Linked DNA regions of Mus musculus: regions 1 and 3 are each linked to region 2. A link is a loop called in an ENCODE intact Hi-C map of the cell type or tissue named here. Cell type or tissue: gastrocnemius. All regions are shown on one strand. Each heading gives the region's core, and the rest is flanking DNA. Links, peaks and the distances in the headings are about the cores only.

Region 1 (10,362 bases), core at 1-8,000, 1.2 Mb before region 2:
TTCTGTAAACAGCCCCTAGGAACTAGACGGAGAACCCACACCCGACCCTCTTGTGACTCAAGCAAAAAGAACTTATTTTCTACTGTCCTCGACACCACACACTGTCAGGTAACCATGACACTGCCACCAAAACACCAGCCTTGCTGCCAAACTGATGACTATAGAAAAAGCTTCAAACTCATATTGAGTATTTAAAACATTCAATATTGAAATAACCATGCTCTTACAGGCTCAACACTCTGTGTATTTTAATCTATACTATACATTTCCCCAGTAGTCTCCAGGATTTTCATCATTTTCTGTCCATGGGAACCTTAAGTGAAAGTCAGAGAGAGCTAACACTACCTAACCCATCTTCCCGTTCATCAGAGCACAAAAGGAAGTCTGAGCGATGAAACAGTGAAAGCGACTTTGAGCATACCATCCGAGTGTTCTGTGACAGGCCTTAAATTGGCAGATTAAAAATGTTCTCCGTTTTTTAAAGCCAGACACAACAGCACACTCCAGAGACCCTAGCAATTGGAAAATAGAGAGAGAAAGGTCAAAAGGTTGTCCTTGGCTACATACTGAGATCAAGGCCAGCCTGGGCTACAAGAGATCCAGTCTCAAAACAAAACAGGAACTTGGGGGTGGTGGCCCAGACTGTAATCCCAGCACTCTGGAGACAAGAGGTACAGACTGTCACAAAGTCAACCTTCAAATACAACCTTAGCTAAAATGCCTCAAAATACATCATATAATTATAAATATGCTGTGGTTTTCATATTAATAACAGCAAAACAAAATGGTAAACACCTAAGCACCTTAGTTAATATAATTTATTACATCTCATTACAAATGGAAGAGGAAACAATAAAAATAATAAGTACAGTAAAAGAACACAAAAGACCTATGGTAGGTAGTGTGGAGACCAAAATGACTCCTAAAGAAAATCCAACTGGGCTGCAGTGGCATACGCCTTTAATCCCAGCTCTCAGCAGGCAGAGGCAGGGGAAACTCTGTGAGTTTGAGACCAGCCTAGAATACTCAGTTCTAGGACACTCTGGGCTTCACAGAAAGACCCTATCAGGAAAAAGGGAGGGGGGGGGGTAAGGAGGGAAAGTTACCCCAACCTCTTTAGTACAGTGAAAGACTTTAAAAACAGAAAAGACAAGACAACAGGCTGTGCAAGGTGATGGCACCTTTAATCCATCTCCATGGTACTTTCCAGGCCAGCCAGGACTGTATAGTAAAACCCTGTCTCAAATAAATAAATAAATAAATAAATAAATAAATAAATAAATAAATTTAAACTAAGTTTTAAAAGGAAACAGGAAGACATAATAGATTTAGATTCTTTTTAAAGATGGGGTCTCTATCTTCCAGCCCAAGCTGACCTCAAACTTGCAATTCTCCTGCCTCTTGATCGCTCTAATTAATAAGCCTCTGATACCACACTTGATAAAATTAACTTCCTCTAAGTGTCAATTTTCTTTCTTTTTATTTTTTTTGTTTTTGTTTTTTTCAAGACAAGGTTTCTGTATAGCCCTGGCTGTCCTGGAACTCACTCTGTAGACCAGGCTGGCCTCGAACTCAGAAATCCGCCTGCCTCTGCCTCCCAAGTGCTGGGATTAAAGGGGTGCGTCACCACGCCCGGCTATAAGCTTCAATTTTCTAATCTCTAAAACATGGAACACTTATACCAGCTTTTCAGAGCTCTAAGTTAAGTATATTAGATAATGAATCCATTACAGTTAGCTACATAAAATATCAGTTGTACAATAAATAATTTTTGTTGTTATTTGGGGTTTTGAGACAGTGTCTCCTGCAGAATTCTCTTTGTAGCTAGGATGGCCTTGTACTCCTGGCCTTGATTCTCCCCACATTCTGGGCATTCTCCCCACATTCTGGGCATTCTCCCCACATTCTGGGCTTAGAGGAGTGCTGCCCCAGAGCAGGTTAATTTCATCACCTGTAGTAATTTACACCTTAATTTGTAATAACTGACAATCTACATAATAGTCTAAATCAATAATATAAAAAGTTCTATTTTATTCAACAAAAGATCTATTAAGATTCCATTCAATCATTTACCCTTTTCAAGAATTTATATGGTATGGTAATTAATACAAACACCGTATTCAAACGTGGGCAAGGTGGTGAATGCCTGACCTTAGAAGGAAGAGTCAGGCAGATCTCAAGGCCAGTCTGGTATAACGGCAAGTTTCAGGCCAGCCAAAGCTACACACAATGAGGGCAAGTCTCAAAAACAAGTAAGGAATACCACATTAATCACATGGCTGTTCTCACTAAGTTCAGTCTAAGGGAGAAATCAAAGAGTAGTAATAACTCTGAACATTAATTTCACACGTCGAACCAGCTAATATATTGATTCATTTAATTCCCACACTATCATGATCTAGTTTACAGACAAAAAGGGTTGTCTCAGATCTGGGGGAGGGGGACTGGAGAGCTGTATTCAAATCCTGATGCCCAAGACCCATCATCTCCACTCTTCACCGTTATCCAAGACTGCGTCTCTAATTATGAAATATACTCTAGACGGTGAGATAAGCCCTTCGTGCTGGGGGTAGACAGAACTCGAGCCTCTCACTTAGTCCCGAAGGCCAAAAGAATTCCCTAAAGAACTGTCATTTGGGTTCAAAAATGACTGACGAAGTGGACAAGCAAAAGGAGATGGAAAATTCCCAGGCTAGGAAACGCCAGTGGAGTACCAAAAGCAACTCGAGCCAAGAGAGTGAGTGCAAGGTGTGGGCACTGGAGATGAGGCTGGGGACAGAGGTAAAGGCAGCTACTGGCTTGAATCTAGGCTTTATCCAACTAAAGGCGATACACAGAGATTCAAACCTGCACTTGCAACGTCAGTTGTTGCATGCTAAATGAATTCGTTCGTAGAGGACCCTGTGTCGGTGGGAATACTTTGTTTCTAACCGCGGATTCATTCGGCAATCAAGATTGGAGGAGGTTTGGCCTCGGATGGAGGCGGTGGAGATGCAGAGGGCCGAGCCAGCAGAGTGCAAGGGCGACCCACGGAAACCGCCAAGGCGGAGGTCGGGGATGCAGGCTGCGTTCCCCACAGGAGAGACAGGGTAGGAGGACGAGGCACACCCACCAGAAGATGGTCGCGAACTTCATGCTGCGCCAGAGCTCCGTGAAGTCCTCGAAGCGCACGCTGTCCATCTCTTGGAAGCGGCTGAGCAGCGTCTCGTAGTCAGTCTGCAGGCCCGGAGGGATCCCCACGCCTTCAACAGTTCCAGCGCCCGTGGGACGGGTCCCGGCGCCCGCAGGAGTCCCCATGCTCACTCTCTCCCGGACCCGGCTTCCCCAATGCCCAGAAGGCCCTGTAGCACCGCCCCAGTCACGTCACATCACGTACGCGCACTCCGTGACGTACTATCCGGGACCTCAAGCCCCGCCTTCATCCGGGTCTTACCTGGCGCCTGTGGCGCTTCTTGCGCGTGCGTAAATGCAAGGTGATTTTAGTCTAGGAAGCCGAACTTGGTGTGATACACGCCTTTAATTTCAGTGCTTGAGAGGCAGAGACAGGAGGATTTCTGTGATTTACAAGCCTGTCCGGTGTATGCAGCGAGTTTCAGGTCTACATAGAGAGACCCTCTAAATAAATAAATAAATAAGACCTTCAAATTAGATAAGTAGGTAGATAAAACAATAGTAGTGCCTGCTAACTATTAATCAATAGGACATGAAGACTCGATTTCTCTCTCTCTCTCTCTCTCTCTCTCTCTCTCTCTCTCTCTCTCTCTCTCTCTCTCTCTCTCCCTCCCTCCCTCCCTCCCTCCCTCCCTCCCTCTCTCTCTCTCTCTCTTTCTTTCTTTCTTCTTTTTTTTTTTTTTTCCGAGAAAGGGTTTTCTGTATATCCCTGGCTGTCCTGAAACTCATTCTGTAGATCAGGCTGGCCTAAAACTCAGAAATCCGCCTGCCTCTGCCTCAACTAACAGCCCCCAAAAGGATTTGAGGTCTTCATTGCCTCCTGACTTATGTAAACTACACTTAGCCTGCCAGTCTTCTTTAAAGTGACTCTACAGTAGCAACCACCCTAACCTCCCTCCACGTGGGAAGATGATCTAAAGAGAACTTGTTAGGGAAGGAACTCCCGTGGTTCTTCCTCATTGCCAAGATCCCCTACAGTCTATGCTTACTTGAGTGATTAATTTGTGGCTCTCCAAGTAATATGCAACCACTCTGGGCAGCAGTTGCTGTTTCCTACCGTTGTTGCCTCTGACAATCTAGCACACTGTCTGATATACTGTTTGGCTAAAGTAGCTCTCTAGAAATCCCACTTTTTAGCTTCTCCCAGGGGCTTGTTACGGGTTAGCATTCTGTATTTGAACTGTATTTCTGTTTTGAAGGCACACTAATCTTTAGAAAAGGTATTCTGGGATGTGCTTGTATGGATGCATTTATTTTATTGTTTGTAATGGTTTGTTTGTGTGTGTGTGTGTGTGTGTTTTCATGAACACACCTCCTGGCCCATGTGGAGGCCAGAAGTTGATGTCCAGTGTGTATACATATATTTTAGTTGTAGTGGGTTTTTTGGTTTGTTTTGGGTTTTTTTTTGTTTTTTTGAGACAGGGTTTCTCTGTATAGCCTTGGCTGTCCTGGAACTCACTTTGTAGACCAGGCTGGCCTCGAACTCAGAAATCCGCCTTCCTCTGCCTCCCAAGTGCAGAATTAAAGGCGTTTGCCACCACGCCCAGCTATAGTTGATTTTTAATTTTATGAAAATAGAATTGCAATCTACAACTCATATTCTTCAAAATATTTTTAAACATTCAAGATGTATCTGTGCTGCTATTTGCAGCCATAGTTCCTATTTTCACTGTTGAATTAACACTAATACTTTGTTGAATTAATACACAATTTGCCCACAGTTCCCTCTTGGAGTTTATATAAATTCCAGATTTTGCTATCATAAACAAAGCCACTACAATCACATCTCCACCTACTTTGTAAGGACAAAATACAGAAGACTTAATCAAATTTGAATTTTCATATCAACTTTAAAGCTTACTTCCTGTGACAAAAATCCTTAAGACAATTTACTTTAAAAAAAAGAAAAGAAAATGTTAGCTGGGTATGGTGGTGGTGCACACCTTTAATCCCAGCACTCAGGAGGCAGAGACAGGTGGATCTCTGTGAGTTCAAGGCCAACCTGGTCTACAATCTGAGTCCAGGACAGCCAGGGCTGGTTACATTGAGAAACCTTAGAGAGAGAGAGAGAGAGAGAGAGAGAGAGAGAGAGAGAGTTTATTTGGACTTCAGTTGATTGTTAGTTAACCCTATTGCCTTGGGAGGAACGCAAATGATGGAGCTCTTAGGGGTATGTGTGTGTTTGTGTGTGTGTGTGTGTGTGTGTGTGTGTGTGTGTGTGTGTGTGTGTGTTGGGGTTCAAGAATCACCTCCCAAACCATACAAACACTGATCTTAAGTAAGAATAGTTTATTGAACAGACATCTTCATACTGAATGTTTGGGACAACAAAAAGGACTCAGAAGCTTAACTGTAGTATTAGACTGCTCTCAGGATAGACTTTTTATAGGAAAAATCAGCTTCAGACATTTAAAGGGCAAGGAGGCGAGCAGTTGGCTTCCTAGGCAAAGCTCTTTGGTCCTGAGTACAGTAAGCAGGGTGGTGAACAGGGAAACTTCAGAGCATTGAGATAACAGAGCATGCATGTTATACTCTTAACTTTGGGTTTATTAGTAGCATTCTTCAGTGTCAGCCACAAAAACCACCACGAGCTCATACATAGGTGCAGGAAGGACTGCCAACTGCTCAGCTCTGACTCAAGATATTTTAGACATAACAGTTCAGATTGACCTTTGATTTGATGGGTCCTACATAAAGTTTTGTAGAATTTCTTAAGATTAGCAAGCCTCATACAGAACAAAACAGGGTATGTGGTCAGGATGTCGTTGCTTTAAGCCCAGTCACTTCTATGTGTCAATGATTGGCAGGCATGTTATAGCAACACTATGAAATAGCTGGCAGGCATGGAACAAAATGGCTACAGCTATTCTGGGGGTGAGTGTTAGATCATAACTTCTTGTTGTTGTTTTGGCATTATTTTTAGGGGTGTGTGGTGGCCATGGCATGTACGTGGATACTAAAGCACACTTTCAGGCAGTCACTTCTCGCCTTCTGTACAGGGATCCTGGGATTTCTAACTCAAATCTCAGTTTTCCCCCTGCAAGAGTTTCACTGACTAAATTGTCTTACTGACCCAGTTTTTCTTTTTCTCTTTTTTCTTTTCTCTTTTTAAAAATGGCATTGTTTTATTTTTGCCAGCAGGCGTGGGATACATGTTGCTGTAGGTGTGCTGTGCTCAGTGCAGGTGTGGATGGGGTCGGGGGAGGTGATGACTTGGTGGTTGGAAGGGACCAGAGAGGATTAGATTCGCTTCTGGGAAGTTCTGAGGAAAGAATCATGGCATGCTGTAGCTAAGCCACCAATGAGATTGAGAAAGTCTTGGAAATCTAGCTGCCCATCACAGTTGAGGTCCAGCTTCTTCATCATGCGGTCAAGGACACCGGGGTCCTTCTGGTTCTTTGTGAAGGCGGCCAGCTCCGTGTTCATGAAGGAAAGGAATTCAGTTTTGGAGAGTTGAGAGCCGTTTCCATCCTTCCCGCTGTACTTTTGGAGGACAGCAATCAGGGACTCAATGCATCTCTCCATCTCTGTAGGCATTTTTGCCAAGTTGGGGAGCGAGGTCCAGCTGCGACTGTGGCTGACGGTGACTTGAACAGGAGTGGCCAGTTTTTCTTTTTCTAATTAGTATTACGTATTTATTCATTCGTACATTCATCCACATATCCATTTCAAGAGAGATCCTTACCTGGAACCTCCTAGATAGCTCGTGCTAGCTTAGAACTTGAGATTTTCCTGCCTTGGCCTCCCTGGTCCTGGGATTGTATGTGTTCACTACTGTGCAGGGCAAATTTTAGCTTTAATTGGCAATAATTCTCCCTATTCTGGATTATATAACCCAGAATTATTTTGATATTTTTAAATACTGTGGAAAGATCAAATTGGGCTAACTAATGTACCACCACCATCTCCTTACTTAAAAATAATTTTCTTGATTTATTTTTTGCATCATATATATATATATATATATATATATATATATATATATATATATATATATATAAAACATATATACAATTTGGATTACCCCTCCCCTATCCCTCCTCTCCTCCTGCCTCCATTCCCACTTAAACCCTCCCATTCTCCCTTGCAGTTTCCTATCACAGTGGCTGTTTATCATTTACTCCTTTGAAACTCATTATCTCAGGCATTTTGTTTCAGTAGTAAGCTTAACAACACAAGGAGGTTCTAGTAAGAGCCTACATTGCCTGCATCATATCGTGATGAAAATCAGTCCGTGTGTGTGTGTGTGTGTGTGTGTGTAGCTCCAGCTGGCTTGAAACTTGCTCTTTAGGTCAAGCTGGCCTCAAATTCACAGAGGGTACCTGCCTCGGTCTGCCTCCCTAATGCTGATATTAAAAGCATGCACCACCGTGCCTAGCTCTTCATATATTTCTTTTGTTGCTGAAATTACTTCCCTGTAGGAAATATAAACAAAATTTACCTCAACCTGAAATTCCAATGACAAATTGAGGCATGATTCTACCAAAGTTTACACTGGGGACCAATGTATAAATAAATCAATGACTTTATTGGGCTTCCTTTAATAGTTAAGAGGTTACTTACAGAGGTGTGGGCCTACTCACAAAGGTCATAGCTGAAAAAGGTCATCGCCTTTAGCCAGCAGAAACAAGCCCCCACCATTCCCTAGTATTCCCCAGGCTATATACTCTAGCCCCTCCAGAGGCCTTGTTCAAGGAGAGCAAAGTTGTATACCATAAGTGGGCATAACTGAACTCCCCAAGATAGAGTTTGCTTGGTTCAAAGGACAGTCATGCTGTAACAGGCCCCCAGACCTTAGCATAACTGACAACATAATGGAAAAACCATTCAGGCCTTGGAACCCAGCACCACCTGCCAAAAGAAGAACAAAGGCCTAATCCAGCGAAGACCATAGCTCTGTGAAAGTCTCTAAATGCACTAACCTTGTCTTCTGCAGCTCTGCTTCTGGCTAACTGTGCTTGCTAACTGAGGTGTGTTCACCCAGGATGTGGGTTTGATTGCTTGTTTGTTTGTTGGAATTAAAAGCTTACCCTGTAAAAGGCCCAGTGTAGTTGCCAACCTGCTAATAAAGACTTTCTATTGGCTTGAGTCTGTGTCTTTGTTCTAAATCTCTCATTTCACTTTTTTTTTTTTTTTTTTTTTTTTTTTTTTTTTTTTTTTGAGACAGAGTTTCTCTCTATAGCCCTGGCTGTCCTGGAGCTCACTTTGTAGACCAGGCTGGCCTCGAACTCAGAAATCCACCTGCCTCTGCCTCCCGAGTGCTGGGATTAAAGGCATGTACCATCACACCGGCTTCATTTCACTTCTTCATCAGCCTTTCATCACCATTACAAACTACTTGACATAATTTATTACCAATCAGTTGGCTTGAGTCTTTTTGCTGTAGTTGGACAGAAGTTATGAGCAGGATTTGACACTCCAGACCCCTGAGTACCAGAGGTTGATGGATTGATACAACAGCTTCAGAAAGCTTGTTACTTCGGCTCATGAACACTAAGTTTGGGGACTGAGAGTTAGCTCAGTGGTTACTTATGGCCTCAGAAGCTGGAGACTTACAGTTCCAAGTACTCAGGAAGATGTTTCCTGCTTTGGGCCTTTGTTACCTGAGTCTGGCACACCATTGCTGGCATACTTCCATCTCTCTACAGCCACCCACATTAGCAGCACTTAGTGTCAGCTAAGCCTTTAGTCCCTGTGTCTTAGGAGTTGACACTCTTGGCCTCTAACAGTGGCTGCTGTTATAATTCTCAGTCCTGGCCACTGGAGCCAGTAGTAGCCCCTTGCAGATCTTTGAATGCTGGGTCCTCTGTTCTTACGACTTAGAAGGAATCTGGAACTCTCTCAGAGCATACCATCTTCCACTTTTGGTCTTCAAGACCTTCCACCTTCTGTAGTCTTGGCCAGCTTCTCTTGCCTTCTCTCCTTCCATGGTCCTTCACCATTTTGGGTGCCTCTGCTCACCACAGTTTCTTCCCTAGGGTTGTTCTCTGGGTCCCTTCAGTCCCCTTCTTCTTTTTTTTTTTAAAGGTTTATTTTTAATATGTGTATGCATATGCATGAGGAGGCCAGGAGAGCGCATCAGACCCCCTGGAGCTGAAGTTATTGTGAGCATCCTAATGTGGGTTCTGGAAATTCAACCTAGATCCTCTGGAAGAACAACCAGTTCTCTTTTTTTTAAAGATTTATTTATTTATTATATGTAAGTACACTGTAACTGTCCTCAGACACTCCAGAAGAGGGAGTCAGATCTCATTACGGATGGTTGTGAGCCACCATGTGGTTGCTGGGATTTGAACTCCAGACCTTCGGAAGAGCAGTCGGGTGCTCTTACCCGCCCCCTTCTTGATGCTTTTGCTGTTATCACTGTAGCCTGTCATCACAGTGAGCCTCAGGTTGCAATTCTTAGGAGCAACACAAAGGAGCAGACCTCCTCATTGAATCAAACAGTAGAGAGGGAGAAAGAAGGGGAGAAAGGGAAGGGAGAAGGGAGACGGGGGAGGGAGAGGGAAGACAAGAGAGAGGGAGAAGGAGCTGGAGAGGGAGAGGAGAAAGGGGAGGGGAGGAGGAGGGAGAGGGCTCTGCAGGAAAGGGTATATACCATTAAGCCTGCATTTAATCCACAGCACCTAGTTGGAAGAAGGAATGAACTGACTCTTGAAAGTTGTTCTCTGGCCTCCAAATAGCTACTGTGGCATGTGCATATTTGCATATACACAAAATAAATAAATGTGATTTAAAAAAATTAAAGCCAAGCGAGCAGCCTAGCGATAGAGCCAGAAGGGCGTGGGCAGAATGTAAAAGAGCAGGATTCTAATTAGCATCAATAGCAGCAAAGCATCCAGTTCCATCAATCAAAACCTTGTTTAAACATCAATCATGAGGTTTACATAAGAGCCAGTGAGATAGTTCAGTGAGTAAAAGCACCTGCTGCTAGAACTGATGGCCCAAGCTCAATTCCTGGGACCCACAAGATGAAAGAAAACAAAACAACAACAACAACAAAATCTTATAAGTTGTCTTCTGACTTCTGCATATACAGCCTGGTGCATGGACATGCATGGACACATGCATACACACATGCATGCATGCATGCACATACTCTCGGGCATGTGCAGAAAGACAGAAACAGAGACAGCAAGAGAAAGAGAGGCAGATAAATAAATGAATAAAAGGAAATAAAATATAATAAAA
Region 2 (10,879 bases), core at 1,878-9,877:
CACTGAATAGGGTACATGTGGAGGAAATGAGTGGCAGCTGCCATCTTGACTTTCCCATTGTCAGCAGTGAATCTGCTCTACAAAGGAAGACACTCTCCTGGAAGCTGACCTGCCAGCAAACCATGTCTTACCGTTTCCATCCTGTTTATCCTGTAGAATGCATAGTTCACTCAGTTTCAATGCAACACAAATAAATAGGAAAACATTGAGCTGGGCATGGCAGTATGCATATGAAGTGGGGAAGATGAGTAGGGCGGCGGCACCTTCTGAGGAGTTGTTTAGAGCAGCCTGGGCAGCCTAATAGATCCCCACCCCAGGAAAACATCAAACTAGAGAGCTATAGATGTGGTCATTAAAAATTCTTCTCATGGGCTGCAGAGATGGCTCACAGGTTGAGCACTGACTGCTCTTCCAGAGGTCCAGAGTTCCATTCCCAGCAACCACATGGCGGCTCACAACCATCTGCAATGAGATTTGGTGCCCTCTTCTGGTATGCAGGCATATATGCAGGCAGAACACTGCCTACATAATACAACTCTGAAAAAAAATTTTTTTATGAAAAGCCAAGAATAAGGCAATTCAGACATGACAAGGACTAACTATGGGAGCGGGAGCCCCTTCTGACACAGTATGGAAGCTGTAGTACAAGAGCTACTTTCCTATTGCCCACAGCCAGTGCAGGGCCAGCAGTCCTTTAACTGGATACATGCTGAATGACCCACAGCACAGGAATCATGTTTGCAGACACATCACAGAGCTGTCTCACATAGGCTAAGCTGTGGACTGACCATGGAAAGGCTGCTAGCACTTGGAAGACATCCATGCCTTCTGTACCTCAGTGGGAAGGCTCTAATATATTCCAAGCCAGGGCAGGGCACTCCTCTCCCTCCCCCCTCTCCACTCCCCAATTCTGGGGGCTGCAAAGATGCTTTTCTAAAGCCTGGCAAGTTCTGACATTTTTGCACAGAAAACAAGAACAAGACAAAATACATAGTTATGGTTTCCTTATTTTTCGCTTCTGAATTCTGTTAACAATGGAAGGCAAACCATATCCTATAGATGTAATAACAACTCTGATGAAAGTTTCTACCAGTCATACTACAGAAAGCAGCACCAAGAATTCAAAGCTGGTAATCAATTATGTTAGTCTTTGAAACAGAACATATACTTCATACATTCACTAAAATAATTAAAATATACATAGCAAGGGTAAAAATGATTTCCCCCATCTCTGCTGGAGATGACAGATAAATGCAAAGTACCAGTCTAAATTTAAACTGAAGTGCACATGACCTATACTTTCTCATAGTCTGACATATTTCTGGCTCACATTTAATTTATTGTCATGTGATCAGAAACCAAAAGAGAATGAAACAATTAAATAGGCACACACTGAGAAACTATTTCCAGTAAGTGAAGCAAGGCCCCAGTTTCCAAGGACTTTCTTTTGTACCATAGCCCCAGAATTGTGTGTGTGTGTGTGCGCGCGCGCACACACACACACACACACACACACACACACATATATATATATATATATATATATATATATATATATATATATATAACTCTGCCTGGTGAAAAGTTCTAAAGGAAACGTAAGTAGATATGTTTTTCACATGCTTTATACACTGCCATTAGATTCCAACTCACTACAAGAGTCACACTCTGGATACAATAGAACTGAAGTCATGCCCTTTGTATACAAAGACTAAAATGTCACTACCACCACTAGACTGTCAGCAACAGCAACAGAAGTACAATCAGTAGAGCTAGCCCTGGTGGAGAAACCCCAAGGGCACAGGAGAGCTGACTTCACCACTTATCTGCATGGGTGTGGCGGTGATGCCCTCCCCCCAAATGCTCCTCACAATGATTTGAGAGAGCTGACCCTGCACCTCGCTTGGGCAACACAGTAGAGCGGACACTTATGAAGATGTAGATGAGCCCAGGGTATGAGCATGGGAGAGCTGTCCCACCTCACAGGCTGCAACACTTGGAAGAGTGGGCCTTGGAAGAGTGCACCTCATGCCTTGACTAGGCAGCACAGTGGAGCTAGCTCTGCCTCCTGCTGACTATAGTATTAGGTGGCCTAGCTAGAGTAGTACTGGAGAGCTCACCCTGTTTGGTGTGGATAAGGGACAGCAGGTGTGCCAATCAGCTCAGCTGCCACCTAGGCCCAGATCCAGGGCTCTGAGTCGACCCATCCCAACATCTTATCATCTGTGAATGGTTGGGATGCGTGTAAGGGCCAGTTCTGCTTCCTAAAGCTGCAGGACCTCATGACATAGGGCAGCAAAGAATGATCTGGAGGAGTCTAGGTGAGGATACACCATGGATGGTGTTACAGAAGCCAGAGATCTAAGTCAGACCAAACACTCACTGTGACGAACATGTTGCACATTGGGGGACACACTGTGACATACTACAAGCTCCACAATGACATATTCTCTATGCTTTGTGTGTGTGTTTTAATTTTGGGTGAAGGTTGCAAAGATGAAAGGCAGACATGAGGAGACAGGGAGATGAACTCCCTGGCGTGTATGATATGATGAATCAATAGAGAGTTTGAAAAAAAAAAAAAAAGAAAAAGAAAAAGAAAAAGAAAGGCATTGATTTGCATTTAGAATTACTTTCAAAAGTCCCAGAACATGCATTTGGATTTACCAGCTGTAAATCTGTCTCAATTTTCTCATTTGTTAGGATATAACTAATAATGCTATCTAACTGATAGGAATGTTGCAAAGTTTTGAAGACAATTTAAATATCTTCAGGTACTAGTACCTGTTATATAAAATGCTTGTTGTTACAGTCCTCGTCAAGGTCAGGAAAGAAAGAGGCACATGAAGATCCAATTCATGGCTCTGACCTCACTAGCATTATAGTCCAAGAATTTAAGTAACTAGTTACAAGAAATTATCCACTTAAAATCTAGTAACAGAATATTAACTTATTTTCTAAATACTAGAAATAGCTTAAGTATTTTGGGATCAGCTATAAAGTCTACCTTAGAGGTGTATATGAACAGACTAGGTAGATATTAGCAATCTGGTTCAGATTAAATTTGTTGGTAGCTCTTCTTTAATTAATGCACTGTCAAATTCCTGTGACTACATAATTCCCCTATGATTACAAGAATAACTATGAAATAATAATATTTGCAATGTCAGCTACTCTGAAAAGAAATGTGATTATAAATATCCTATTAACCCTCAAAGCCAAAAGATAAGAAGTAAGAGTGGAGCCCACAACCAGCCAACCTAAGCTCCACACCAAGGGAACACTCTTGCTCCATTTCAGATGTGTATAACCTCACACTTACACAAATGTCCGCTATCCCACAGCAGTTAATGCCCACTGCCAGGTACAGTGTGCTTATCCTTACCAAATACCTTCGTGTCCACTATCCATAAGCACTGTGGTAGGCCTCAGGAAGTAGTTGTTGTACTTCCTCTTTCAGAATTAAGCATAATTAGCATACATGCCTAGAAGTAAAATACATGATTTCAAATCATAAAAATGCAGGTATGCCACTGAAAATGAGCTTTGATTTAAAGGGAGGGAACTATGGCCAATTCCAGGGTGCAGGATGGGAGAGTTCCATGTAGAGCACTGGAACTGCTCTCTGTAGATAGAGGTAGTAAGCCTTCAACAACCCAGAACAAGCACGAAACGTAATATCCATTACAAAGGCAAGTTTGTAAAAACAGTAGAATAATGTGGTTTCTTTATTCTTCTTTTCTAACCATGAAATTTAGCTCTACGAAATACCAGGTCAACTCTTCCCTACTTACTGGCCCGTCTCACCTTTGCTCTATTACTGCTCTTCTTTATCACCAAGTTTACCACCTACTATTGCTTAATCACCAACTCCAAACCGAGGCGTGACCCTTCCAACTCCAGAAAGCCAAGTAAATGCTCATACTTAATCTTTGTCTTGATTGACTTTCATTCTGTGCATATGCAAACTTTATATACCAAGTCTTTACCTGTTCTCAATTTTTTACTCACTATTGGTCAGTATTTCCCCCAAGTAGTTTTTTTTTAATTTTATCTTATGTATATGAATACACTGTAGCTGTCTTCAGACACACCAGAAAAGGGCATTGGTTCCCATTACAGATGGTTGTGACCCACTATGTGATTGCTGGGAATTGAACTCAGGACCTTTGGAAGAGCTGTCAGTGCTTTTAATCTCTGAGCCATCTCTCCAGCATACCCCAAACCCCCAAGTATCTTAAGATCCCATAAACTTAGTAACAATAGCTACCATTTATTTGGTACTTTCCTTTTGATGGAAAATGTCAAGTGGCCCACCCCTCTTTTTGAGACAAGGTCTTGCTAAGTATGTAGCCTTGGCAGGCCTTGAGCTCCCTATATAGACCAGGTTGGCATGAAACTCAAGAGATCACATCACATGCTGTGTGGGCCACCATGCCCAATACATGTCTTGATATAATTTTTCTACCAAATCTTTAAGACACTCACATAAGAGACATTTCCATGTGACAGGTAAGGAAAACTGAGAAATCAAGTAAATTAGCCAAGACTACCTCCTGTATGTAGGAAAGCGGGGGCTGAGCTCTAGCTTTTGAGGGATAGTTGTGTTATACTTCTTTATGGATCCTCCTCTGAGGCTGCATTGGTCTCATCTACTCAGGTCCTCAGGTTCTACACTAAGGCCCTCAACCATTTATGAATATAAGCTCTACACCTCAATCTCAAAGGTGGTGAGCCAAGGCAAATTTTTTTGATTTAACTTCTAAAGCCCTAGAAATGGGGGGAAAAGCATCATCATAATCCTTTCTGAAGGGATTCTTGTATATCCCTTCAATACACAAGGAAAACCTTGTATACTGTATGGATGCATCACCTGTCAGTTAAAAAAACCTATGACCTTATAGCTTAGGCAGGCAGGTGGGACATCTGGGAGACAGAAAGAATTCTGGGATAGATCCAGGTGCTTGAGATTGACCTGAGAAGCTGTGAAGAGATGGAAGGCATGGTACCTGAGCACAGGTAAGCAGCCACATAACAGAAGGTAGATTAAATAAATGGGTATTTTAGTTATGATCTAGCCTGAGTAGAACCTAGCTATATGGCCAAGATACCTGTAAATATATTTTGAGTCTGGGTCTTATTTTTAGGAGCATGGGGCTGGGAGGCAGAACCTCTACAGATTCTTGCAGATGAAGACAACTGTGTACACTTACAGGCATGCATTTCGACGGCAGAACGCTACATTTCAGAAACCCTAACAGTGAGCTTTTAAAATTCTGGTTCCAGGAACAAGGCTCTTTTAATTGAAACAATCCACTCAGGACCTTTTAAAGACTATTTTTAAATCTATTGACATGATTCTGCAATGTCATTTAGGTTCACTAAGCCCATATATAGCTATCCAATGGCTGCTAACAAGGGATTTGTGTATGATTCCACATGTCTCTCATTTAAAATAGTGTAGCTGCTGTACGTAACCTATCTCACCCACTGCACACTTCAAATCACCTTTAGATCACTTTAATATCAAATATAATAGAAATACTGTGTAAATTAAACTATATGGTTTAGAGAATAAATACAAGAAAGTCTATAAATGTTTAGAAACATAGGCAATTTTTAAAAAGTTTAACTCTAGGTTGATTGAAGCGAGAGGTGGAAAACTAATTGTCAGAGAAAGGATCATCACCTATTTCAGAAGGCTGTTGTGAAAAAATGAAAGCTTTACACAAATACAGAGTCAATAAAGGATAGGGGCCTTTTGTCTTTTTCGAGACAAGGTTTCTCTGTGTAGCCTTGTCTGTCCTGGAACTCTGTAGATGAGGATGGCCTTGAACTAACAGAGATCTGCCTGTAAAGGAATGCACCACCATTGCGGTGTACGTAATAATTTATTACTTCCCTTTTTTATCCTGAAGATAAATAAAATAATGTGTCATGATTTTCAAATTATTACCTGCCACAAAAACTAATGAATTTTAATTCAGATCCTAAATATTAATAACAAATACACTTAAATCAATGGGTTGCAAATAAAAAAATTAATGATTATGAAAACTGGAGTTCCTTCCTTATCACTCACTCAGTGCTTAAAATATTGATATTGGGCTGGAGAGTTGGCTTAGGGGTTAAGAGCGCTTCTGCTCTTCTGAAGGTCCTGAGTTCAAATCCCAGCAACCACATGGCGGCTCACAACCATCCGTAACAAGATCTGGCGCTCTCCTCTGGAGTGTCTGAAGACAGCTACAGTATACAATAAATTATACAGTGTATAATAAATAAATCTTAAAATAAAAAACAAAGTGAAACCTTAAAAAAAATATTGATATTAAGAACACAGTATCTACAGTCCAATTTACCTTTTTATTTTGTATGTATGTATGTATGTATGTATGTATCTATGTATTTGCCTACATGTGTGTCTACATACCACAGCTTGTGTTTTATATGTATGTATGTATTTGCCTACATGTGTGCCTATATTACCACAGCTTGCGGAGATCAGAAGGCATCAGATTTCCTGGAACTAGAACTGATGGTTATGAGCCATAATATGCTGGAAATCAAATCTCAGTTCTTTACTGAAAAAAAAAAAGAAAAAGAAAAAAGAAAAAAAAAAAACAACAAATGTTCGTAGCCAGGTTTTTCAACATATATAAATTTGCACTTCTTAGTTTCTTGTAACATTTGTCAAGTCATGAGCTGGAGAGAGAGTTCAGCAGTTAACTGCTCGCTCTTGTGGGTCAAGAGTTCAATTCCCAGCAACCACAGCCATCTGTAATGGGATCTGATGCCCTCTTCTGGTGTGTCTGAGGACAGCTACAGTATGCTTGTATACATAAAAAAAATGTTTATGTAAAGGTAGATAGAGCTTATCACACTCAATACTTTCTCTGGCTCTTCTTGCCTTGGTAGTATTCAGACAGGCAATATAAAGATTACAATCATTATATATATTTTTTTATTCATTCATTCATTCATTCATTCATTCTGTAAACACATAATGAAGCAAAAAGGTGTTACTTATAGCTGAGTGTGGTGGCATGTGCCTTCGATCCCAGTACTGGGAGACAAGCATCAAGACAAGATGGATCTCTGTGAGCTTAAGGCCAGCCTGTCTACATAGCGAATCCTAAGCCAGCCAAGGCTATGTAGTAAGACCCTGTCCCAAAAAATAAATAGAGCTGGGCATGGTGGCGCACACCTTTAATCCCAGCACTCAGGAGGCAGAGGCAGGTGGTTTTCTGAGTTTGAGGCCAGCCTGGTCTACAAAGTGAGTTCCAGGCTACACAGAGAAACCCTGTCTCGAAAAAACTCAAAATAAATAAATAGATAAATGAATAATTTTAGATGTCATATAATATGCAGAACATGAAACATTAGAAAGCATGAAGAAAGAAAAAATAAAGAATATAGTCAGCCTTTCTTTATACATTAATCCAAGCTTCTTAAATGAGAATGGTTTATAACATGCCAAAAAATACATACATTCTTGCTAAAAACAACAAAGTAACCCATGAGGCCACTGAATTGATAAGTATTTGTGTTACCTGAAGACAGGGCAAGCATGACAACAATACAGGAAATCTAACAGCCGCACATTTGTGCTTCTGCTCTCCTGAGGGCCATCCTGCATATGTCACAGGGCCAAGGCTTAGTTTAACTGTGTCAACTCCCCTTGAGCCCGGTTTTTTTTTTTTTAAACTGTCTTTTAATTTGATTAAAGATGAAAAGCACTCACGGGTACTACTCAGACAATAGATGATTGTTTGAAAGGAACATCAAATATATATCAGAATTATTTTTGTATCAGTATAGACTAAGAACAGCAATACATTCTACTGGCCATAAAGTAAACAGCCAAGGTGAGGTTTGAAAAAATTAGAAAGATGCAGACATTTAGTAAGCACTTAGCAATATTTACAAGGCAACAAAAGAGGATGCTATACATTTTGGTAGGGGGGTGGGGAAGATGACAACTAGATATTAGGTGAATTTCCAAACAAAAGTTTAAGTTAAGACAAGATCAACAACACTTGGCTTGAACCAAAATACACAGACACACGGACACATAGACACAAAGAAGCTCACAATGTATTCTTATAATGCTCATCATATCCAACCACTGAGGACCCCAGCTTCTTCAAACATGCTGTCTCAGGTGCATGCTGTCCCCAAAGATGTCCCAGGACATCTTCTAGGCTTCCCAATGGCAAGAGAAAGAAAGATCAGTGAAGGCCACTACAGGAAGGTTCCCTAAAGCCGGGCCACAAACTCAATAGAACAGAGCCCAGAAAGAAAAACAACTTCAAAATGGTAAAACATCTAAGTAGCAGGTCTATCAGGTATGTAGTTGTTAAAGGTATGTTCAACAGTCACAGAATGGCAAAAGAATAATAATAAATATACATGTGATGATGTAATCTACCCCTTGGCATTACTGATTCCAAAGCTCAAAGGGTCAAATGCCTTGTCCCTGGGCACAGATATTTTCGAGCACATTTCTGGCAGAGCACCATTCCTTACAACAGGTTATACTATAATTATGGCTGGTCACTACAGCCCTTCATACTGAAATGTAGTCATTCATTCCATGTGAAAAATAGGGACACAAACCCTGCAAGAAGCAACTTGATGCTTCCAGTGGCCAATTTTACTATTTTTCAAACATGTATTACAACTAATATAAAACATTATCCATCTTAATATTTGATACCACCAACATAATTACTCCCCAGATGTAAAAGTGTTTAGTATTAATACAAATGTTTGAAGAAACTTGCACATATAGTTCATTATAATTTCAAGGTATTACTGCTGTAAGCTTCTAGGTTAAAAGCAGTCATCCCAACATAGCTGACTGTTCAATCAGGTATATACAAGACAAGTGAGGAGAACTTGGTCTTGCACCATTCAAGAGGCCCCGAGCTAAATCTATCCCCAGCAATGCAAAACAAACAAACACACACACACACAAAAATGCAGCCCAGAACTGTAGCACTGGGAAGATGATCTGCTTTGTGCTTCAAATTATTAAACAGTCAAGCAGACATTAAGGCAATAAAGGCGGTATTGAAGATAAGTATGTGGGTGTGTGCTCACTATCTTTCTGGTCCTTAGTTTCCTCATCTGTAACTACAGAAATAATCTTTGGCAAAGGCCCAGAATACAGAAAAGGTTAAAGGGAGGTGAGAACCAAGCACTATGTAGTGAGCCCTCAGAAACCCTAAAATCCTAAGGCCCAGAAAACAATCATTTAAGTTCTATGATTCTTCAGCAGGCTTCTCCTCCATCCAGTAGTAGTCATGTTTGAAATCTGAAAGCCAGGGTTTAAAAAGATTGTTTTTGTTTTTTTCTCTGAACCGTGGAAAACTACTCATTTTCGTAACGTCAAAATCATTTATTCTTCTCAAACAATGCCAATCTCCTTATACTCTAACCGCGCGGTTAAAAATATACCAGGAGCATTATTCCAACTATCAGGAAACTTGGGGTGGGGGCGGCATCGTAGATTGCTTAGACTCTGACCTTTGTGGATTTCTAAGTATCGTGTAGTGTTTGAGAAAAGAGAAAAACACTTTGGATGATGAAATTTGCAAAAGATCTAAAACTCCAGTTGGCAGAAGGCTCTCCACAGCCAGCTGTCTTTCAAGAAGGGGATCCGAGTGTGTTTACAACCTACAAGCAGAAGGGAGCCAAGCCTAAACTAAACTCTAACATAAAGAACTTTCCTCCAATATATCAGGCCAAAATGATGCAAAACCTGTAGTTTACTTCAATGGGTTTGCTCCAAGCCGGAATAATGAATGAAATGGAGGCATCACTACTGAGTTGGGGGCCTCACTTTCAACCCAGCGGGTGAGTCTCCAAATCCAGTGAACTCACGGGCTGATCTGCTTCAAGGGGAGACCCCGCTGCAGGCTCCCCGAAAGTTCCGCGGCCGCCAGTGTCCGCCCCGCCCGGCCGAGGGTCGCGCCCCCTCCCAGCCGCCGCACACACCCCGCCTCCGCCCCCGCCGCGTGTTAACCCCTCGCCACCCGGCGCGGGCTCGGGGAGGAGGCCGCCCAGGGGGTGGAGTTGTCGCGTCTCCTCCCGGGATCGCCCGGGCAGACGCCCGGCTTGTTTACAGGCCCCAGGCCTGGCCGCCGCCGCACAGGCCCTCCGCCCGCCCGCCCTCGCCCTCTTCCTCGCCCTCGCGCCGCGCTTACCCGGAGCAGCCGCGGGCGGGCGGGTCCCTCGGTCGGCCGGGGCGGCGGTGGCGACGGCGGCCGGGCACGGGGTCCCGCGACGGCGGCCGGGCCCGGGCGGAGGAGGGGAGGAGCCGGGCTGGGTCCGGGCCCCCGGCTCTCGGAGCCCTCGCGGCTCAGATCATCCGGGCGTCGGAGCGGGAGGCAGAGAGCGGGGCCCGCGGGAGGCGGAGGAGGCGCCGAGGACTCATCGCTTTCCGCCCCACCTGCCTGGGCCCCCCTCCCCCCGCCCCAGCCACCCGATCCCGAGCTGCGGACCCGGCCGGCGCGGAGACCACGGCGTTCTAGCTCCTGCGCGCGCTCCCGCCCCTAGCGCCGCCACCGCCGCCGCCTCTAGCGCGGCCCCGCGCACGCGCGCTCTCGACACCGCTGCCCCTCGCCCGGCCCCGCCCCGCCCCGCGCCGCCGTTTCCCCCACCCCCGGCCCTGCAGCTGCGGCGCGGCCCATGGGCTGGAGAGACCCGGATGTGGGAGGGCCGGAACTGCGGCTTGGGCGGGGGAGGGGCGGCGGTGACGTCACTGCCCTGCGCTGCTCCTCAGGTCGCTGCCGCGGGCCGATCCCTAGGGAGCGTGGACGTCCTGGGTGCGAGCCAGGCGCGCGGCCTTCGCGCTAGGGCGCAGAGGGCCTCTCCA
Region 3 (10,879 bases), core at 1,598-9,597, 69 kb before region 2:
TACTTATTTTAAAAACTGGGTCTCACTATGTAGCTCTAACTGTCCTGGCTCTCACTGTGTAGACCAGGTTGGTCTTGAACTCAGAGCTTTGCTGCCTCTGCCCCACCACACCTAACTGGAACTGTATATATCTAAAAGGCTGAAGTTAGAAGAGGGACACAGAGGTGGCTCCACACTTAAGACATGGGTTTGGTTCCCAGCACCCACGCTGGGTGGCTAACAAGGGTGTAACTCCAGTTCCAGGGGACCCAATGCCCTCTTCTGGCCTCTGTGAGCATTGCATGCATGGCCAGTGAACACCCAGGATCCCCTTGTCTTTGGCCCTAGTTCTAGGCTATAGACCTAGCTCCTTACACAGTTGCTGGGGACCCTGACTCCATTCTCATGCTCTAGTTGATGATTTTACCTGCTGAGTCATCTCTCCAACCCCTGAGCTTTCACTTTCAACTGTTCACCAAATAGGAAAACATCCCCAAATCTACATCTAAATGAAAATTCTGAGGGAATTATAAACTTAAAGGTGAGCGGTGATGCTTTTAGAGGGTGGATGTCTTATGATGGGGACTGTTGCTTGAAGCAACAGGCTGTAGAGGAGAAGTCTAACAATGAGAAGAATATATTATCTCAAAATAACAGAATGAAAAGGAAAATTTGTGATAATGTGTTACTCCTTCCAAGTTGGCAAAAACTCCTTAAGTCTGTCCAAACCAGGTTTTGGCAAGAACACGATGGAACAAGCCAAACCCCAGAGCAGTAGATGGAAAGAAATAATGAAGGCCAGGGTGAAAATTAATAAAATGGAGATAAAACAAAAACCAATGAGAGCCAATCAAGGGGAAAAAATTGGCTCTTTGAAGAAAAACAAACAAACAAAAAGTAAAATTTACAAACATTTAACCAAAAGAGAAGACCCAAATTTTAAAATTAAAGCTGTTTAGCAGATTCTAGTAAAATCCAGAGGGTAGTTAGGGAATATTTTGAAAGCTGGAGAATCTGGAAGAAACATATACATTTCCAGATACCTCTGACCTACCAAAGTTAAACCAAAAGGCATTAGCAACTTAAAAAGACTCATAGTGTGTTGGTTTGAATAGGTCTGACCCCCCATAGACTCATGTGTTTGAATGCTTGGCCCTTGAGAGCGTTTCTGTCTACATTCATCGGGGAAATTTATCTATAGTTTTCTTTTTTATGTTATGTCTTACGTGGATTTGGTATCAGAGTAATGCTGGCTTTGTAGAGTAAGTTTAGCATTGTGTTTCTATTTTGTGGAACATTCTGAAGAGTGTTGGTATCCTAACTTAAAGGTTTGGTAGCATTCAGCTGGAGCCACCGTGACAGGCTTTCCTATGTAGGATGTTTCAGTCTCCTTGTTTGCACTGAGTTTGAGTTTGGGTTTTATTGCTGTGAAGAGACACCTTGACCACAGCAACTCTTATCAAGAAAAACATTTAATTGGGGCTGGCTTACACTTTCAGAGGTTTAGTTCATTATTATCATGGCAAGAACCATGGCAGCATGCAGGCAGACATGGTGCTGGAGAAGGAACTGAGAGTTCTACAATCTTGATCCACAGGAAGTGACAAGCGACTGTCTGCCACCTTGGGTATCGCTTGAGCATAGGAGATCTCAAAGCCCAGCTCCCACAGTGACACACTTCCTCCAACAAGGCCACACTTCCTAATAGTGCCTAATACATACCAATAAGAAACTTCTATCAAAATTATCAGTTTAATTTCATCCCACAATTTAAAACAGTGTGTGTGTGTGTATGTGTGTATGTGTGTGTGTGTGTGTGTGTGTGTGTGTGTGTACTCAGTTTTCTCCTTTGTCTTTTATGTACATTCCATAAACTTGGGTCATAGGCTTGTGTAGCAAATACCTTTACTGCTGAGCCATCCGTAAGTTCTTCTGATATGTAAACTTGTGTTGGCATCACATTCACCATTGGAATGGCTCAGAAGAGCGGCAAGGCTTTCCTCTGATGGACCACAGACGGTAACATTGTGTGCAGAGAGTGTCAACTACAGCTTCCTTCTGGATGAGCACAGCCTGAGACGGCTGCTCCCTGTAGGGACTCCCTGCTGAGATTAGTTGATGCTTCTTCTCATAGGACTGCATGTAACAAGTGTGTGGAGCTTCCAGGCTATTGGTGGGTCTCCATCTGAGCACACAGGTCATCTCAGCTCTTCTGTATGTGCGTCTGTCCTTCCTCCATCCCTCTCACCCCAGTCAGATCAATCCCAATGTCATGCAGGTCATGACACTTTACCCCGCTTCTCTAAGCTGGTGACTCCCCACCCCCTAGCAGTTCTTAAGGGGAGAAGGGTTTTTCACTTGGTTTATACGTCACTAAACATAGAGAGTGAATTGAATTATTTATTATGGTGAAACCCACTTATAAATAATCATAACATATTCTATACCTCTCTGGACAGCTGAAAACTGTTAGTAATTCCTCCCGAGGTAGGACATCTGACATTAATGGTGTTTGTCATGTGTTTGGAGAGAACAGCTTGACAGAGCCACAATGTGATGTGCAGCCCAGTATACCCCAGGAAAACTGGAAAATCCCCAACTCAAAATCCTAAGCTTACAGAGAGATGTTGTTTTGGGTGGTTGGTTTGTCTGTTTTAAATCTGGATGGCAGGGTATCGAGCACTGCAACATCGTGTTACATTGTCAGAAGACTGGACACACCTGTTTGAAGACAGAAACAAGCGGCCCTGTCAAAAGGCTTTGCTACTGTTTGTTACTCCAGTCTAAACAACAAGCTCACTTTCTGAGAAAATATATTGTGATTCCTGATCAGCCGGTCAGCCCCAACAGCAAATGTTTACTGAGAGCCTATTACGTGTCTATCATGTCATATCCTTGTGCTATACGTGTAAAACTTTAACGCATCCAATTATGGCAGCCCATGAAGTAGCTATTAGCCTCACCTCAATATTACAGGTGAAACAAACAAACAAACAAACAAACAAAAACAAAAAACCCTGAGGTTTATGTGAGGGAACTGTCCAATGTCACAAGTGAGTGAGGAGCTCAGTTAGAAACTCACCAACTGCTCCACATAGAAGTGATGGCGCTGTCACATGCTGGCTTGGCTTGCTGCACACTGTCACCCTGGGTGATGATGGATATGTGTGAAGGCAGAGCAGCTTGGGCTCAGCCCATCCTGTCCCTTCCTAGAGACAGTGGGGGGATATCTGCTCCCTTCTCTGCTCTCTGCTGGACACTACAGCTCTGTGCCTTTTACAAAGCTGCTAATGTCTTCCTCAATGACTCTATATACTTTATATTGGGAGACAGGAGCCTTCCCTCTTAGTTCAAGTTGCCATCCCAGGCCTTTGTAAGTGCACCATGCTGTAGGTGTCATCGGAGGCTGCATCAGCACACCGTGACTCAGTAGCTGACGTCTCATCTGTCTGGGGGACACACTTATCAATTGCATTGGTGGATGCAAAACAGCTCAGAGCTGTTGTGCCACTGTGTTAGTCAGAAAGGGCTTGGGTCAACAGGAAATACCCTGCTGGTGTGGCTTTTTCTGCCTGTCTCTATGACACAGAGTATCTGGGAAGTAGAACTAAGCCATAGTCACTCCCCCAGTGTGGGGTCTGGCCGGCAAATTGTCCAGATTTTGCTGGACATCAGCACGTGCTGTTCCATTTTGTTTGGTTGGTTTGGTTTGGTTTTCATAGAGTTGCCACCCTTATGGGATTCTATCTTCCAAAGGAACAAACCACTGATCAAAGACATGCCCTAAAGTACTACAGGGAAAGTTAGAGAGTTTATGAGACAAGAAGCTATCACATGGGGTTCAGGAAGATTCCTCGGTGGAAAGCTATGAGATCTGAAAGAAGAATAGGGTGCATTCAGAGTGGGGCTGAGCCAGTGACTCAGTGGCTCAGTGGCTCAGTGGCTCAGTGGCTCAGTGGTATGGAACTTGCCTAGAAAACGTGAGGCCCCAGGTTCAATTCCTGGTAACACACACACACACACACACACACACACACACACACACACACCTAGAAGGACTCAAGCAGGGTGAATGGCCGGAGGAAGAGGAGTGGGAATTTTCATAGGAAAGGCTGAGGGTGAGCGTGGAGAGGTTCCTAGAGCTCTCTATGTTTACTGATCCACATAAGGGCAGAGAAATTTCCTGTGCAAAAGGTGTTATCCTGCCCACCTGGAGTTTGGAAGCAGCCAGCCAGGAAGTAGCCAGCCATAAATAAGACCAAATTGTAGGGAGTACTGTGGAAGCTCCCAGATGACCCCCTCACACCTGAGCAAGGTGGGATCTACACAGATCACCTCACTGGCACGGTTAGATAGAACTAGAGTGGAAGCTGAAGTGAAATCCTCTGTACTGGTCTACCACAAGTTAAAGACAGCTTTAAAAATACTTGACAGTATGAATAGCTGTGTGGGGTTTGGGGTTTGGGGGTTTTTGTTTGTTTTCAAGTCAGCATGCAAACAAAGCAATGGGTCATCTCCACCAGTGCCCCATTCTTCTTCCATATCACACATATTTTATTGCCCTCTTCTTCCATCTCCTTTCCCGCCCTTCTTTGTAGAGGTCTGCCTTCTAGTTTTATGACCTATAGTCACATCCATCCTACACACAAACAGTAAGACCTAGAGTCCATAGGGGAGAGAGCAGCCAGTGCCTGCTTTTCCAGTCAGTCTTCCTGGAAGGCAACTACAACCAGGAAGACTTGGGAGCAGGGCAACATAGGACAGGGTCTGTTTTCCTTCAGGTATGTGCTAAGAGAGAAACATGGAGTGCTCTGTTGTCATAGGAAATTCTCTTAAATATTTTTGGGTCAAAACTAAACATTTGGATTGTTTCATGGTTTGAAATATATATTTTGGACCTAATAAGACTATCCTATGGCAATGTCATATTAAAAGCTGTCTAATCTTTCAATGCAGGAGTCAGTTCCGTTTTTTTCTCTGTCGTCTTCCCAAGTCCCCCAGGGAATCGAACTCAGATCAACAGGCTTGGAAGAAAGTACCTCGTTCTACTTGAGCCATCTGATGGCTCAGTGGTTGCTAAGTACTTTGAAATACCTTCACATTGGATGGTCTTTCTGTCTTATTAGTATGTAATTTTCAAATCAGAAACTGAAGCAAAGTGCTGACTCTTCACAAAGGTCTATGTGTGGAAATGGCTTTCAAACTCAGATCCCCTGACTTCAAGCCCCACCCTGCGACAGTTGAGTCTCAAGATGCCAGGGAGCTATGCTGCCCCCTACTGGGAAAATAAGCCATTGGCCCTCATTCAAAGCACCCTTTGACTGCCACAGCCTGTCTGTACTTTCTCCAGGAGTTGAGTGTAAGACAATCAAAGTCTACATGAACAGAGGTGACAAGAAAGAGCACCGAAGGAAGCGAAGCAGAACGTAATGTAGCCAGAAGATAGCCACGCCCCGTGTCAGTGAGCCTGCGGACAATTGGACATTGTGTCCAACTCCCACAGCTATGGGAGTGTGAGGCTTGCAGTGTGGCGATCTGACCTAGGTGACTCAGGAATGAATGCTGTCATTCACACATACAGAAGAGCTGGCTGGGATCACTCTGAGGGAGGGCACCCGCCATGCAAGCCAGCATGTTTACTTGTACAGCACCAGGAGGAAGTATGGGAGGTCCATGCAGAGGAGCAGGTTCAGGCTAACACAGGAAGAGGAAGCTGTGCTCTACATTGTCTATGCACCGGTCTTTTTCCAAACGTCAATGGTTCAGTCCCACACTCCTACTTGGACCAAGAGAAGGCTTTGCCATTCCTAAGGCTCTGAGACATCGGGTCCTTGATGTGGCCACGCTTGTGTTGGTAATACACTTTCACTCAAGGCTTCCTCGGCCTCCCACAGTTGGGCAGCTCCTGAGATGGTTCTGCCTCTCTACACCATCTTGGAACTTTCCATAAGTCCCCAGTATCTGGCATCTGGAGTGACCAGGGAGCTATGCTGCCCCCTACTGGGGAAACAAGCCATCGGCACTCATCCAAAGCACCTTTCGACTGCCCCAGAAGTTCTAACATGGGCAGTGCCAATCTGGTGTGGGTCTTAGGCGAGTACTCACTGCCTTTTTCCTTCCTGGGTCTCCGTAGTAAGTGAGGCAGTTGTGGTTCCTGAATGAGGGAATGTTATATAGAGGCCAGACAGAGGAGAGGGATTGACAAAGACCGGAGAAGAGGAGAAACTGGCTCACCAGGGGCAAGCAACAGCGCCCATTCTGCCGAAGCCATTGGAAGCCCTCCTGAGAAACAGTAGATAATTACTTTGTTCCTTTTTTTCTCCAAAAGTATATTAATAAGTCCGCTATAAAATTTGAGGGCCTGGGGTCAGTAGCATGGCTCATGCTCCACAAGCCTGTGGCCTGAGCTGGATCCCTGGGGTCCACATAAAGGCAGGAAAACAGTCTCTCCACAGGTTGCTCTCTCATTCCCATACAGACACACACACACACACACACACACACACACACACACACACACTCACACACTCACACACACACACTCACACACTTACCCCACAACAACAACAACAACAACAACAACACACACGCACACATCAATATTTTTTAAAACGTTGATATTCTGCTCAGTGGGTTTCTTGGAGATAGAGCGTTATGGATGCCATAGGGTGGGCAACAAGCTTCCTTAATGATTTATATGGAGTGCTTCACGTAGATCTTTCGATCCTGGGATTTTCTACAGGAGTAATAACTAAAGGGCACCTGGCATGCTTTTGATGCCCATGACCTTGGAAGGTCAAAGCCATGACCGCATTAAAAACAGGTGCCTTGTGACCCAGAAAGTGTTCTGCTGCCAAAATGCACTGTGACTTTTTTCTGAATCCTAGAAAGGTATATGTCTTATGTCTTTTTTCCTTGTGCCCATGTGCCTGTCTGCTGGTGGACGCTATTGAAATGTTTGACAGGGGGGTTTGAAGGACTTTTCTGTAGAGTCCTACAGAAAGTCCAGCAGTTGCCTTTTCTGGTCTGCCTATATCCTGTAGGAATCTCCGACTTAAACTTTATTCTTTACCATGTATGTTAATTTTACTGTATCTGACTGCTATAATGTCAACTCTACATTTTTTTCAATAATTTACTTTTTCAAAATGTGTTTGAGTCTGGCATGGTGGCACACACATATAACTCCACCATTTGGGAAATAGAGGCAGGAAGATCAAGCATTCAAGGCAATCACCAGCTATACAGGAAGCTCAAGGCTAGCCTGTGCTACAAGAGTCTCTGTCTCTGAAAAAAAAAGTACATAAATAAAAATTTAAAACATGTTTGTATCCTGTTATTTTTATCAACACTAGTTTGATAAACTATATTTTGCACACACTTAAAAATATGCTTAACTATTTAAATATTTGAAGTTCACCTGTATACTCCTGAGTAACTGCAGGCATAACTTTAACAATGGTAAAAAGGATTTTTAAAAGTCAGTGTTTTTTATGCATAACAAAGATTAAAGAAATATATAAATATATGATTCTAAAGTATATATTTATACCATATTATAAAGCATACAGGCTCATGACAGAGTTGACTCAAGTATTATTTTACGTCACAGGCCTTTAATCTCAGTACTGAGGAGATAGAGACAGCCAGGACTCTGTGAGTTTGAGGCTAGCCTGGTCTACAAAGTGATTTTCAGTACAGCCAGAGCTACTTAGTGAGACACTGTCTGGACAAAAAAAAAAAAAAAAAAAAGAAAGAAAAAAAAAAAAAAGCAAACAACGGTTTGGCTTGTGAGAGTGTGCTTATTCATTGTGGCTCTCTTTCCCAAGCACCCTTCAACAAGTACCTGGTGAAATACTTAGCCAGGGTGCCTCAGTGAACTGCTTGCTGTCAAGCCCAAAGCAAGGGAATCCGATGTGCAGAATTTTATTCTATGAGAATCAGTGGACAGGTTTCTCAGATCCCATGGCAAAGACAAGGAAGTCATTTCAATATGTCATTGGGAGTCAAAGATGGTAAGGAGGTAGCGAGGACTTAATGGGGAGGGGGCGTGTTACAGGTGGCAGGATGCATAGACTGTGGTGCTCATCATTCTTCAGATGACGAGGAGCTGAGAGGAGACTCTTGCCCGCCCTCAGTCATGCCGCCAGCAGGGAGTGCTCCGTGAAGAGCGTGTCACACACCTAGAACCTTCGCACAGATGGCAGCAATCTCTGTTCCTCTCTTTGGACAGCTCCCATCATTTGCAAGATAGCAGTGTGGCACCTTGATGCCTGTCCTATGTCTCTGATGCTCTTTGCAGCTCGATAATGACAGCAACGTATTGTTAGATCCGGCTCAGAGCCTTCAATTTTCTTTTGGCTCACCTGCCAAGCCAAACCCGACAGCCTGTCAGCCAAGAGGCTGCCCAGTATTATTTACTTGTATGATATTTCAACATTCCTGTTATGTAAAATAAATGTTAAAATGTATAGCTCTGAAAGTAACTCCCGTTATACTTTGTAAAATTTCACTATCTGCAAGAATCTCAGAATCCTAGAAAAAATAAGCCTTGGAACAGTTACCGATTCTTGATCTGTGTCTCGAAAAATTCCGGAAATGGTAGGAAATTCATTCATTTCACACAGCACCAGCACACAGGCCAGGTGAGGCTTCCTCCCGAGTGGCCATGAACTGGGCACTTAACCACCACGCCCTCCTGTAGTGGATACCTATTTGCCAAGGGGTATCACCTGTCCCCAGGAGCCCACGGCCACATCCGACCAGATCGGGGCGCAGGTGCAGCGAGGCGGTGACCTTGGAGAGACCGCGCCCTTCCTTTCTTGGCCCTGGCGATCTCCGGAGCCAGCCACCGCTGCCCTGAGCCCCGCAGGCGACACCCACGCCCGGCAGCCCCGCGCCGCGCCGCCGTCCAGGAGGATTTGTCAGCGCGCCCTATATAGCTGCAGACAGCTGCCATCTGTTATGTTTAGTAACACCACCCCGCGCCCCCTCCTCTGTGAACAAGCCGGCCTTGGCCATTCCGCCAAGAAGACAGTTTTAAAGGACGCTCAGTTGCAAGCAGGCTTCCCGCAGCGTGCTTTCTCTCTCGGCCTCCTGGGTGCTCCCGGTGCGGGGCTGAGCCCGGGCCTACAGGCAGGTGCTTACAGGAGCAGACACAAAGCTCCTCCCTTCCCTCCGTGGGTTCACTGGAGAGAAAAATCTGTGATGTGTGCACCATTTTAATGCATCGCATTTCAGTTCTGCAAATGCGAAGTGTAAATTGGGCTACAGTACGATGGTGAATCAGACCGGCCGTCATGATTAATTTATCACCGTGCTCCAGATATATCAGCTAAAATAATGTGAATTTAAAGCATCGCTTCCTCCTGCCTTTGTGCTTGCTGGCAAACGCGCGAAGGGCAGATCACTAGAGGAAAAAAAAATAATAAAATAAAATAAAATAAAATAAATTCACTCTCTTCTTGTAGCTTGGCAGAGCATGGACACAACTGAACACTTGAAAGCAGGCTCCTTCCACCGCTTAAAGCTGAATTTGTTAACTCAGGGTTTGTTTTGATTTTAATTAGTATGTGCCATGTCTCTCTTCTTCAGCCACACACCCTGAACTTCTGATTAACATTAATGTGAAGAAGTAAGCATTTTCCCTAATCAGGGAACCTCTGGGGTTTTTTGTTTTTGTTTTTGTTTGTTTGGTTGTTTGGTTTTTTCGAGACAGGGTTTCTCTGTATACCTGGCTGTCCTGGAACTCACTTTGTAGACCAGGCTGGCCTCGAACTCAGAAATCCACCTGCCTCTGCCCCCCAAGTGCTGGGATTAAAGGTGTGCGCCACCACACCCGGCTAGAACCGCTCGTTTTAAACTGCCTGATATCTGACATCACCCAGGACCTTGCTACTCAGGGCGACCCATGGAGACACTGCACAAGCATCGATTCTGAGACCTCAGGAAATGTGGCCTCTCAGACCTATATAGCTCAGACACAGCAAATGGAACAGAGGCTCATTCTAGACACCCTGCAGCCCCTGTGTTTTTAAATTTTGTTTCGATTTTAGAGAGAGGGTCTCAGTCTATAACATAGACTGGCCTCCTGGAACTCAGTAGGTAGCTCAAGCTGACCTTGAACCCAAGGTATTGCTCCCACCTCAGCCTTCCAAGCACAGGGATTGCAGGTATGAGCCACCACTCCTGAGTGAGACAGTTTAAAGTTTGAGAGGAATTCTTCTAGGTGTCAAAGCCACAGACCTCCAGCCAGGCCCCTCGGAGTGCTGTGAAAGCAATCCAGGTCATTTTTGGGTGGGACAGTCAATCTCTAAAGCCTGAGGCTCAGATGACTTTTATGTTCATGACATCACCCGAGTCTATTGAATCAACTGAACTGTCTCACAGTACAGAAGAGGCTTATCTGTTCAGTCACCCACGAGTTACAGATGCAAGAAAGCTTATTAATCGCAGTGTCTGCTTGCATAACAGCGCATCTAGTGCTCCAATTAGGAGGCTCAGCTTAGAGGAAGATTTCCTCTTTATGTAACATGCACGTTCATCCTTGGATTCCCGGCATGAGCAAGCCTCTTGCTGGCTATCAAAGCCATTCAAGTGACTTTATGAAGACAGTACCTCTCATTCAGAAGGATACAAAAGGCCGTTATGAAGACGTTCAGTGTTGTTGAGGGCTATTCTAGAGGACACTGTCTGACTCTCGGTTTGTCAATTAGAGGAAGGGGAAAACCTTGACAGAGTTCTGAAGAAACTCTTAACAGTCACCTGAAAATTCAAAACTGCATCTTTCAGAAACTGGTCTCCTGTTGTTCATCAAGCCTGCAGTGCTTGGACGTCGGGATAGGCTTTCTTCTAATGAGCCGTTTCTAATCTCCCGATGGAAGGCCTTCCTGTGCTCCAG

What was found. Hi-C counts contacts between places; a loop is a spot of excess contacts. Peaks named below come from ENCODE experiments on the same cell type or tissue, not always from the same donor. Only the 100,000 strongest peaks of a DNase experiment are listed, where the experiment ranks them.
Region 1: a loop joins it to region 2, with 4 times the contacts of the local background. A loop is called at or near these places in 3 of 42 quality-filtered maps.
Region 3: it touches region 2 in a loop (2.3-fold over the local background); 9 of 42 quality-filtered maps call a loop at or near these places.

What each region holds. Positions count from the first base shown.
Region 1 is chr12:73,957,497-73,967,858 of GRCm38, reverse strand. Snapc1 (small nuclear RNA activating complex, polypeptide 1) reads right to left here and starts at 3,362. Exons shown (of 10, transcript NM_178392.5): 1 at 3,113-3,362. The coding sequence starts at 3,297. It also overlaps the pseudogene S100a11-ps. In gastrocnemius, for the core only: no CTCF peak of the experiment used is centred there; a DNase peak (open chromatin) is centred at 3,400; H3K4me3 peaks cover 1,621 bases; H3K27ac peaks cover 1,249 bases.
Region 2 is chr12:72,760,961-72,771,839 of GRCm38, reverse strand. It overlaps Ppm1a (protein phosphatase 1A, magnesium dependent, alpha isoform), which reads right to left and starts at 10,629. Exons shown (of 6, transcript NM_008910.3): 1 at 10,209-10,629. In gastrocnemius, for the core only: a CTCF peak has its summit at 6,798 (motif pointing left); a DNase peak (open chromatin) is centred at 2,169; H3K4me3 peaks cover 1,820 bases; H3K27ac peaks cover 2,173 bases.
Region 3 is chr12:72,830,066-72,840,944 of GRCm38, reverse strand. Gm40441 (a long non-coding RNA gene) reads left to right here. Exons shown (of 3, transcript XR_872820.2): 3 at 4,936-5,010. Among named protein-coding and RNA genes, the nearest start is that of Gm40441, 8.9 kb to the left of the region's middle. In gastrocnemius, for the core only: CTCF peaks have their summits at 5,259 (motif pointing left) and 5,972 (motif pointing left); DNase peaks (open chromatin) are centred at 5,980, 8,216 and 8,939; H3K4me3 peaks cover 987 bases; H3K27ac peaks cover 841 bases.